2 separate regions of the Homo sapiens genome follow, and region 2 is linked to region 1. Evidence: chromatin contacts called from ENCODE Hi-C or POLR2A ChIA-PET data. All regions are on one chromosome and are shown on one strand. The core of a region is the stretch at or near the end of the contact, and the rest is flanking DNA. Distances in the headings are between cores, read along the strand shown.

Region 1 (4,651 bases), core at 655-3,154:
CCACCTCGACCTCCCAAAGTGCTGGGACTACAGGCGTGAGACACCGCGCCCGGCCTGCCCAGCTAATTTTTGTATTCTTTATTTTATTTTATTTTTTGTGGAAACAGGATCTCGCTATGTTGCTCAGGCTGGTCTGGAACTCCTGGACTCAAGCAATCCTCCCACCTTGGCCTCCCAAAGTGCTGGGATTACCAGCATGAGCCGCTGCATCCAGCCAAGATTTTCTTCCTAAGGCTGAATGATATTCTATTGTATATGACACATTTTGTTTATCCATCTATCAATGGACACTGGGGTTACCTCTCCCTTTTGACTATTGCAAATAATGCTGCTATGAACATGACTGTACAAGTAACTGAGTCCCCGCTTTCATTTCTCTTGGATTCAGACCCAGAAGTGGTACTGCTGGATCATATGGCAATTCTATTTGTTAATTTTTTGAGGGAACTGCCATACTGTTTTCCATAGCTGCTGTACCATTTTACATTCTTACCAACAATACACAAGGGTATATTTCTTAATATATGGGGGCTGGGTGCAGTGGCTCACGCCTGTAATCCCAGCACTTTGGGGGGCTGAGGCAGGTGGATCACCTGAGGTCAATAATTCGAGACCAGCCTGGCCAACAAGGCAAAACCCTGTCTCTACTAAAAATACAAAAATTAGCCGGGTGTGGTGGCACGTGCCTGTAACCCTCGTCACTTGGGAGGCTGAGGCAGGAGAATTGCTTGAAGCCAGGAGGTGGAGGTTTCAGTGAGCCAAAATCACGCCACTGCACTCCAGCCTGGGCGACAGAGGGAGACTCCACCTCAAAATATATATATATATGGAACCTAAGACAAAAGCCTGCACTCACCCCTAATCTGCTAAATTCAAGTTCTCTCCATGATGAGGTTTCAAAAGGAATTAGTGCAAAATGTATTTAAGGATATGACCAGAAAGGAGAAAGAAAAAACAAATGGCTATTACACACACAGCAGAAAAGTAACACTAGGAGGCAAAGGAACTCAATGAAGAAATATTTCGGTGGCAGGCGGTGGTTCAGCCTGTAATCCCCGCACTTTGGAAAGCTAAAGCAGGAGAATCACTTGAGCCCAGGAGTTCAAGACCAGCCTGAGCAACATAGTGATACCCCTGTTTCTATTTATAAATAAATAAATAAATAAATATTTCCAACCAAAGAATACAAACTTAGTAAAGCTAATGAAGGAAGAACACAGTGAAGAGCTGCCGATGTAAGAGAAAAAAAGAAAATTTCCGGAGGAAAAAAGTTCAAAGATTTGCAACTATTTCCTCAGAAGGAACTGGGAAAAGGGAGTTTTGAGTAATAAGGCCTTGTGCAAGTTTCTGACTCTTAAGGATGTGAATGTACTGCCTTAAAAAATAAACTAAAAAGAGCCTCTTTTCTCACCACAACTCAACAATCATGAAGGTATCCTTGCAAGTGTGTGTAGACCTCTCATGCCTCCTAGGTCCAGGGTCACTCGTCCAGGACTCTCCCAATATCCCTGCCCAGAGGAAGCGCTTCCTCAGACTCGGTTCCTTCTGGTTGCCCTTGTCTCGCTTCTCTAGGGTGGGCTGGCCGCTCCCGCACTGGGGTCAAAGATCCTCCGGGTTCTCTCTGCCACGACTCGCCCTGATCCCAAATCCCAGCCCCACGGTCCCCACCCCCAGCGGGCCCAGTCCCCGCTCGATCCTGGGTGTGCGGCCCTCGACCTCAGACCCGGCCCCTGCCCGCCGGCCGCCCCTCACCTCGGCCTCGGAGGCTCCACGCTCCCCCTCTCACAGCCCGCACCTCGGCGGTCTCTCGGAGGAGGGAGGAACCCGAGGTACCTGGTAGTCGTAGCTGAGGAACTTACAGGCTTGTTGACCATCTCACCATGGAAACTGCCGCAGCGCTCCCTGGGCGGGGCCGCCGAGGGGCGGGGCCTGCGCGAATCCCGGGCGCCCGCCAGTCCAGCGCTCCCTGCGCTTCCGGAAGCCTTGCTGCTCCCGCGTGCCTAGCGGGGGCTCGGCCCTATGCCACGGGCATCCCACCCTGCTACCAGCTGCCCTCTTGTCCGCTGGCCGGACTCTTACCCCAGCCTTCTTCAGGAAGACACGGCGCAGTCCGGCTTCCCCACGAAAGCGAAGGTCGCTGGGACCGCGGCTGGGCGTCCGGGGGCGGGGCCGCGACGCCATTGTGACGCGCTCGGAGCAGGGCTGGGCCGAGGACCCCGGGCGCTGGAGGGCAGGCCCTAGCCACTGCTCCTGAGGCCCTGGAGGCAGCTGACGCTTGAGGCCGCTGGGCGCCGCAACGTGAGCCCAAAGGACGCCCCGCTTCAAGACTGGCGCAAGAGGAAAAAATGAAGGTCGTTTTCTGCGGAGGATGTTAGGAGAACGAGAACTGCGGGCCAGAGAACTGACCTAGCTTAAGGAGCGCAGGCAGCCTCTGCCGCCGGCTCTTGGGGAGACACGGAGAGGATGGGGTCCCCGCTCCGCATCAGGTCCTCTGACGCACCCCGGCTTTCCAGGAGGTAGGACTGGCCACAGGCCTCCTTCCCAGGGACAAAGTGCAAAGCAGAGGCTGTCAGCAGCGTGACCTTCGCTGCAGGAGAAATACGCGTCCAGTTCGTTTTCGTCAGAGTTCTGCTACATCAGGCCTGCCGTATTTGCTGTACACAAATCAGCCAACTTCCCAGGCCTGGGTGCGGAGGTATTTGTTAAGCACATGCACACAGTTGGAATTAGCAGCCTCAGGGATCAAAAGTTGTCCTTTTTTTTTTTTTTTTTTTTGGAGACGAAGTTTCGCTCTTGTTGCCCAGGCTGGAGTGCAGTGGCGCGATCTTGGCTCACTGCAACCTCCGCCTCCCGAGTTCAAGTGATTCTCCTACCTCAGGCTCCCGAGTAGCTGGGATTACAGTCGTCCGCCACCACGCCCGGTTAATTTTTTTTGTTTTTAGTAGAGATGGGGTTTCACCATTTTGGCCAGGCTGGTGTCGAACTCTTTTTTTTTTTTTTTTTTTTTTTTTTTGAGACGGAGTCTCGCTCTGTCACCCAGGGTGGAGTGCAGTGGCGCGATCTCAGCTCACTGCAAGCTCCGCCTCCCAGGGTCACGCCATTGTCTTGCCTCAGCCTCCCGAGTAGCTGGGACTACAGGCGCCCGCCACCACGCCCGGCTAATTTTTTGTATTTTTAGTAGAGACGGGGTTTCACCGTGTTAGCCAGGTTGGTCTTGATCTCCTGACCTCGTGATCCGCCCGTCTCGGCCTCCCAAAGTGCTGGGATTACAGGCATGAGCCACCGTGCCCGGCCTGGTGTCGAACTCTTGACCTCAGGTGATCCACTGGCCTCGGCCTCCCAAAGTGGTAGGATTACAGGCGTGAGCCACCGCGCCCCTGCCCAAGAGTTGTCATTTCTGTAGCAAAGCAGCTAAGCAATATTCTTTTGCCTGCCACCTAAATGTGATTAGGTGCAGCATCATTAAGAAAAAAAATAAAAAGCCCGGGCGTGGTGGCTTACGCCTGTAATCCTAACACATTGGGAGGCCAAGGCGGGTGGATCACCTGAGATCAGGAGTTTAAGATCAGTCTGGCCTACATGGTGAAACTCCAACTCTACTAAAAATTCAAAATTAGCTGGGTGTGGTGGCACATGCCTGTGATCCCAGTTATTCGGGAGGCTGAGGCAGGAGAATAGCTTGCACCCGGGAGGCAGAGGTTGCTGTGAGCCGAGATCTCGCCATTGCACTCCAGCCTGGGCAACAAGAGCGAGACTCTGTCCCAAAAAAAAAAAAAAAAAAAAAAAAAAGCCCTGAGACCCACGGTAGCTGGCCTGGATTACTTGATGAACATAAACAGGTTCACAGAAAATTGATATCAGACGAGTTCTTTCTGTGACTGAGGGAAGGAGAAAATAATTCCGATCAGTGATCTTGCCTGCATAAATAAAAACTGGCACTGCGCAACCACACACACAGAAGAATAAACATCCCTTCTTCAGCTAGCATGAGTAATTACTGCTTTTTCTCCAATGACAGCTTTAGCTCCTCTCTATTCCTCCTGCTTTCTGGATTTAAAAAAAATTTTTTTTTTTTTTTTTTGAGAAGGAGTCTTGCTCTGTCGCCCAGGCTGGAGTGAAGTAGCACAATTTCGGCTCACTGCAACCTCTGCCTCCCAGGTTCAAGCAATTCTCCTGTCTCAGCCTCTCGAATAGCTGGGATTACAGGCACCTGCCACCTAGTAGAGATGGGGTTTCACCAGGTTGGCCAGGCTGGTCTCAAACTCCTGACCTCAAGTGATCGCCTGCCTCGGCCTCCCAGAGTGCTGGGATTACAGGCATGAGCCACCGCGCCCCACCTAAAATTGTTGAAATAATCTTTGAGTGGCCGGGCGCGGTGGCTCACGCCTGTAATCCCAGCACTTTGGGAGGCCGAGGCGGGCGGATCACGAGGTCAGGAAATCGAGACCATCCTGGCTAACACGGTGAAACCCCGTCTCTACTAAAAATACAAAAAATTAGCCGGGCGAGGTGGCGGGCGCCTGTAGTCCCAGCTACTCGGGAGGCTGAGGCAGGAGAATGGCGTGAACCCCGCGGGGCGGAGCCTGCAGTGAGCCGAGATCGCGCCACTGCACTCCAGCTTGGGTGAAAAAGCGAGACTCCATCTCAAAAA
Region 2 (4,651 bases), core at 1,584-4,083, 130 kb after region 1:
CCTAACCTCAGGTAATCCACCCGCCTCGGCCTCCCAAAGTACTGGGATTACAGGCGTGAGCCACCATGCCTGGCCAAAACTGGCGGAATTTTATGCGGGAGGGAGGTGAAGAAGCCCCCTCCCAGGAGCAGGTCAGGCGCAGGTGAGAAGTCCCAGCATGGCTGGCAGGGCCAGTGGGGAGGCTCCGTGGCCCAGCAGCTGGGTCTGCGGGGGGTTCTGCTGCCCCTTGACAGACCTTTCAGGAGGCTCAGCCTCGTCATCACCATAAGCTAGGGTGATGGCACTGCAGGCTGGCAGGCTACACTAGAGATGCAGCCCTCCTGGTGAGGAATGGGGTGACACCCTGCCCTCAACCAGGAGCAGAGGGCCCTGTCTGGGGGCTCCTAGTGTGGCCCCAGAGTGCCTAGGGGCCACAGAGTCCAGCAGCGTGTGGAGCCCATATGCACACTCAGCTTTCCTAGTGACAGGTGAAGCCAGCTGGACTTTCTGGGTCCAGCAGGTACTTGGATAACTTTTCTGTCTAGCTAGGAGGATTGCAAACGCACCAATGAGCACTCTGTAAAAACGCACCAATCAGCGCTCTGTGTCTAGCTAAAAGATTGTAAATGCACTAATCAGCACTCTGTAAAATGGACCAATCAGCACTCTGTAAAATGGACCATCAGCAGGATGTGGGCGGGGACAAATAAGGGAATACAAGCTGGCCACCCCTCCCAAACCTCTGCCTCAGCCTCCAGAGTAGCTGGGATCACAGGCATGTGCCACCATACCTGGCTAATATTTTTGTTGCTGTTGTAGAAATGGACTCTCCCTTTGTTGCCCAGACTGGTCTCAAACCCCTGGTCTCAAGTGATCCTCCCACCTCAGCCTCCCAAAGTGCTGAGATTACAGGTGTGAGCCACTGCGCTCAGCCATATAACAGTTATTAACCAGAAATTTCACATCCTTTTTTTTCTTACAAAGCATTCAAAATGCAGTGTGTATTTTACCCTCCAGCACATTTCCATTTGGGCCAGCCACGTTTCAAATGTCCATCAGCTGCCTGTGTCTCTTGGTCATGGTAGTGGACAGTTGTGGTGGTTCAGTCAGGCTGGTGGGAAAAATTTTAGTTATAATAGCTACAAACCTTCTTGGAAGGCCTCAGAGTTCGCATAACTTCAGTAATAAATCTGACTGAAGGCAGCCTAGTCCCCTTACCTTTAGTTAAATAAATTAGGGTAGAAACAAAGGAGTGTAGGGAGTTTATCTAACAAACTTGTTTAATCATGTGGTCTTAAGACTAACCTTTGTTATACTGAGGGTGCTTAATTGCTTTCTACTTGGGAGGTCCGCAATGTCAATTACCCTCTAGTGGTGTTGACTCAAGCCTTTGTCAATTAATCTTTACTGAATAAATGCGAGTCTCACTAGCTGTTCTGGCCGCAGTGGCAACTGTTTGCGGCACTTTGCATGTAGTCTGTAAGCTGCCCAGACGCTCAGCTGGACTGGCAAAGCAGAGTATCTGTGTATCAGTGTACTTTATTCATCCATCCTTGGGTCAGGGTCTGCGGGACAGACCCCCACAGCCGGTGCCCCCACGTGATGAACACTGGGAAGGAAGCAGAACGGACCCGAGAAAGGAAGGTGAAAAAGGAAACACGTGGTCAGTGAGTAATCAGTAAGTCATTGGTGCCCACTTGGGATTTCCAAGTTCGGGGGAGATTGTTCATGCTGAGATTTCATCATGGGACAACAGTTATCAGCTCAACAGAAACAGTATATAAAAGTGTTGAAACAGTTGCTAAAGGCTAGCAGACCATCAGTTTTGCAGGCTCAATTAAAGGACTTAATGCAAACTGTTGAATCCCAAAGCCCATGGTTCCCTGAAAAAGGCACACTAAACATGAAGCTGTGGGAACAAGTGGGGAGAAATATTTATTTATTTATTTATTTATTTATTTGAGATGGAGTTTCACTCTTGTTGCCCAGGCTGAAGTGCAATGGCACAATCTCGGCTCACCACAACCTCCGCCTCCCACGTTCAAGCGATTCTCCTGCGTCAGCCTCCCGAGTAGCTGGGATTACAGGCATGTGCCACCACGCCCAGCTAATTTTGTATTTTTAGCAGAGACGGGGTTGCTCCACATTGGTCAGGCTGGTCTCGAACTCCCGACCTCAGGTGATCCGCCCACCTCAGCCTCCCAAGGTGCTGGGATTATAGGAGTGAGCCACCGCGCCCGGCCTGTGGGGAGAAATCTTAAACAACATTATGCACAAGGGAAACAGGTCCCAGTAACAGCTTTAACGCTATGGGCTTTAATTAGAGCAGCCCTGCTTCCATTATACATGCAAGAGCCTAAAAAGGGGAAAGAGGAGGAACTGTCACCCACCTTATCGCCTTGTGTTCCCTCAGCCCCAGTATCACCGGGGCAAAATAACAAAGAGGAAAGGGAGGTTTCACCTGAGCCCCCTCCTCCAATAAGTAGGAAAAAAGACAAGAAACATGCTCCAGCTATGGGACCTTGTCTTAGGCAAGCGGCATTAAGAGGGCCCTTAGTCTGCCCGTAATGCAAGATCGGCAAGGCAATCAGCTACATAAGGTGTTAAGAAAAGGCATTAGAGGCCCGATCCCGGGGGCGGGGGCGGGGGCGGGGGCGGGGGGCGGGGAGCGGTGCGGCCGAGCTAGCAAGCATTAAGTAGAAGGGAAAGCTCCGCGGCCAGGAAGTTCGCGAAACCGAAGCCAGCAAGTGCTCCCGGGAACTCTGCACCGAGGGCGGCAGCTGCAGCAAAGAGCCAGGCCCGGCGCGGAAAAGTTAGCCTGTTAGGGCGGGGCAGGAGGCACGCGGGAAAGTCTGACTAGCCAGCGGCGCCCGTGGGAGGAAGTCTCACAGGCGAAAATCAGCACAGAAAAAAGGGGCGCCTTTGCAAGCGGTAACGCTGCCGCTGCCCCAGGACCCGCCTCCTCAGCTCTCCAGCTCCGCAGGCGGCCCACGGCAAAATTTCGAGTGCTCCTTGTAGAGGAGCGACATCCCAAAGTATAATTCTATGCTAAGATTTAAGTAAAATTTAAGATTTGAAAAACCTCTTTCTGATAATGGCCACTGTTCTCTTTCTCTTACCCCTAGCGTGACTCTCCAAATCCAATTTAAGCAAAACTAACCTCTAAAGGGGGAGAAATTACAAAAGTCCCATGAGTTAGTTAAGGAGCAATTAAAATCAAGCTCTGCTCCCTAGTGAAAAAAAATTTCCTGATTGCAAGATTATTCATTTTATGGATAATATTCTAACAGCCCTTAAAATTCACCCATTTTCGTCATTCCCAAAAAGTCTAGTAAATATTTTACCTACAAAAATAGTTCATTCCCCCCTACCTGATGCTTTAACACTGTTTACTGATGGGTCTAGTAAACAGAAAAGTGGCAGTCTAGTACAGACCAAATTCAATCACTCAATCTGTTTGCTAGCAGAGAGCTGAGATTAGGGCTCTGATACTGGCCTTAGAAACTTTTTCAACTCAGCCCATCAATATAGTTAGTAATTCTGCTTACTCTGTGTATTTACTACAGAACCTTGAGACAGCACTAATTAAGTCTACTCTGGAGCCAGCCCTGTGTGCTCTTTTTCTTTGACTTCAGCAATTGCTAGATCAACATATACATACTATTTTTATTACACACATTCAAGCCCACAGCTCACTGCCTGGCCCATTGGCTTATGGCAATGAACAAGCAGACCTTCAGGTTATGACATCACTGCTTGACCAAGCCACCCAATCACATCAATTTTTCCACCAAAATTGGACAAACTTATCTAAACAATTTCAACTTACACAGAGACTGGCTAAACAAATTATCCTACAATGCCCAGATGGCCAGCTCACAGGCATGTCCCCTCCTTCAACAGGTGTTAACCCTAGAGAACTAGAACCTAATCAGTTATAGCAAACAGATGTTACCTACATCCCTAAATTTAAAAAACTAAGATATGTGCGTGTATCCATTGATACCAACACTCATTTAATTAGTGCACATGCTCTGCTTAGAGAGTCCACTCGATACGTCATTAAACATCTTTTAACTGTTACATTTATAAGACAACCCGCAAAAATTAAGACTGATAATGGTCCGGCTTATGCCACCTCACAATTTCAACAATTTTGTCACACGTGGAATATCCAACATTCCACAGGCATCCCATATAATCCCCAAAGACAAGCAATAGTAGAATGTGCCCACTCCACTGTTAAAAATATGCTCAAAAAACAAAAAAGGAGGAGTATGGGTAAAGACCCTGCAACACTATTGGCACAAGCCTTATTTACCCTTAATTTTAAAAATTTAGATGACAAATTTCATTCAATCAGCTGTAGAAAAGCACTTTGATAAAACCTCTCAAGGCATAAAACCAGCAGTTTTATGGAAAGATGTGAACTGTAATGAATGGTGTGGTCCAAATGAATTATTAACGTGGGGAAGAGGGTATGCTTGTGTCCACACCCCCTCAGGTCCTCTTTGGATTCCAGCATGATGCATCAAACCATACCATGGTGTAGCTAGGACCGAATCCGGTACCAGAAATAAAGGAGTTAACCCTGCAAGACCCACAGCCCTGGACAATGTGGCTTCCGCGGATGACGTGAGTCCTGGATGTTACCTGGGGGATGCTGAAGAGG

The links. A loop is a pair of places that touch in the nucleus more often than their neighbours do. ChIA-PET counts read pairs that join two places held with the same protein, here RNA polymerase II (POLR2A). Pooled maps may share reads with other maps.
Region 2: a loop to region 1 is called in a pooled map, with 2.1 times the contacts of the local background. The contact joins the enhancer-like site here to the promoter of ZNF487 in region 1. A Hi-C loop is called at or near these places in 1 of 168 maps with a recorded cell type or tissue (B cell) and 6 of 50 pooled maps. POLR2A ChIA-PET finds 5 or more read pairs at or near these places in 7 of 52 experiments (BJ, CD4-positive, alpha-beta memory T cell, HEK293 and 4 more).

What each region holds. Positions count from the first base shown.
Region 1 is chr10:43,434,364-43,439,014 of GRCh38, reverse strand. It overlaps ZNF487 (zinc finger protein 487), which reads right to left and starts at 1,904. Exons shown (of 4, transcript NM_001355444.3): 1 at 1,753-1,904. RefSeq lists a silencer at 1,620-2,279 and an enhancer at 2,380-2,449.
Region 2 is chr10:43,303,038-43,307,688 of GRCh38, reverse strand. No RefSeq gene overlaps it. Among named protein-coding and RNA genes, the nearest start is that of LINC02633, 18 kb to the left of the region's middle. Within about 2 kb of position 2,833, at least 9 of the 41 ENCODE cell types and tissues checked have a DNase peak (open chromatin) inside an H3K27ac peak, as active enhancers do.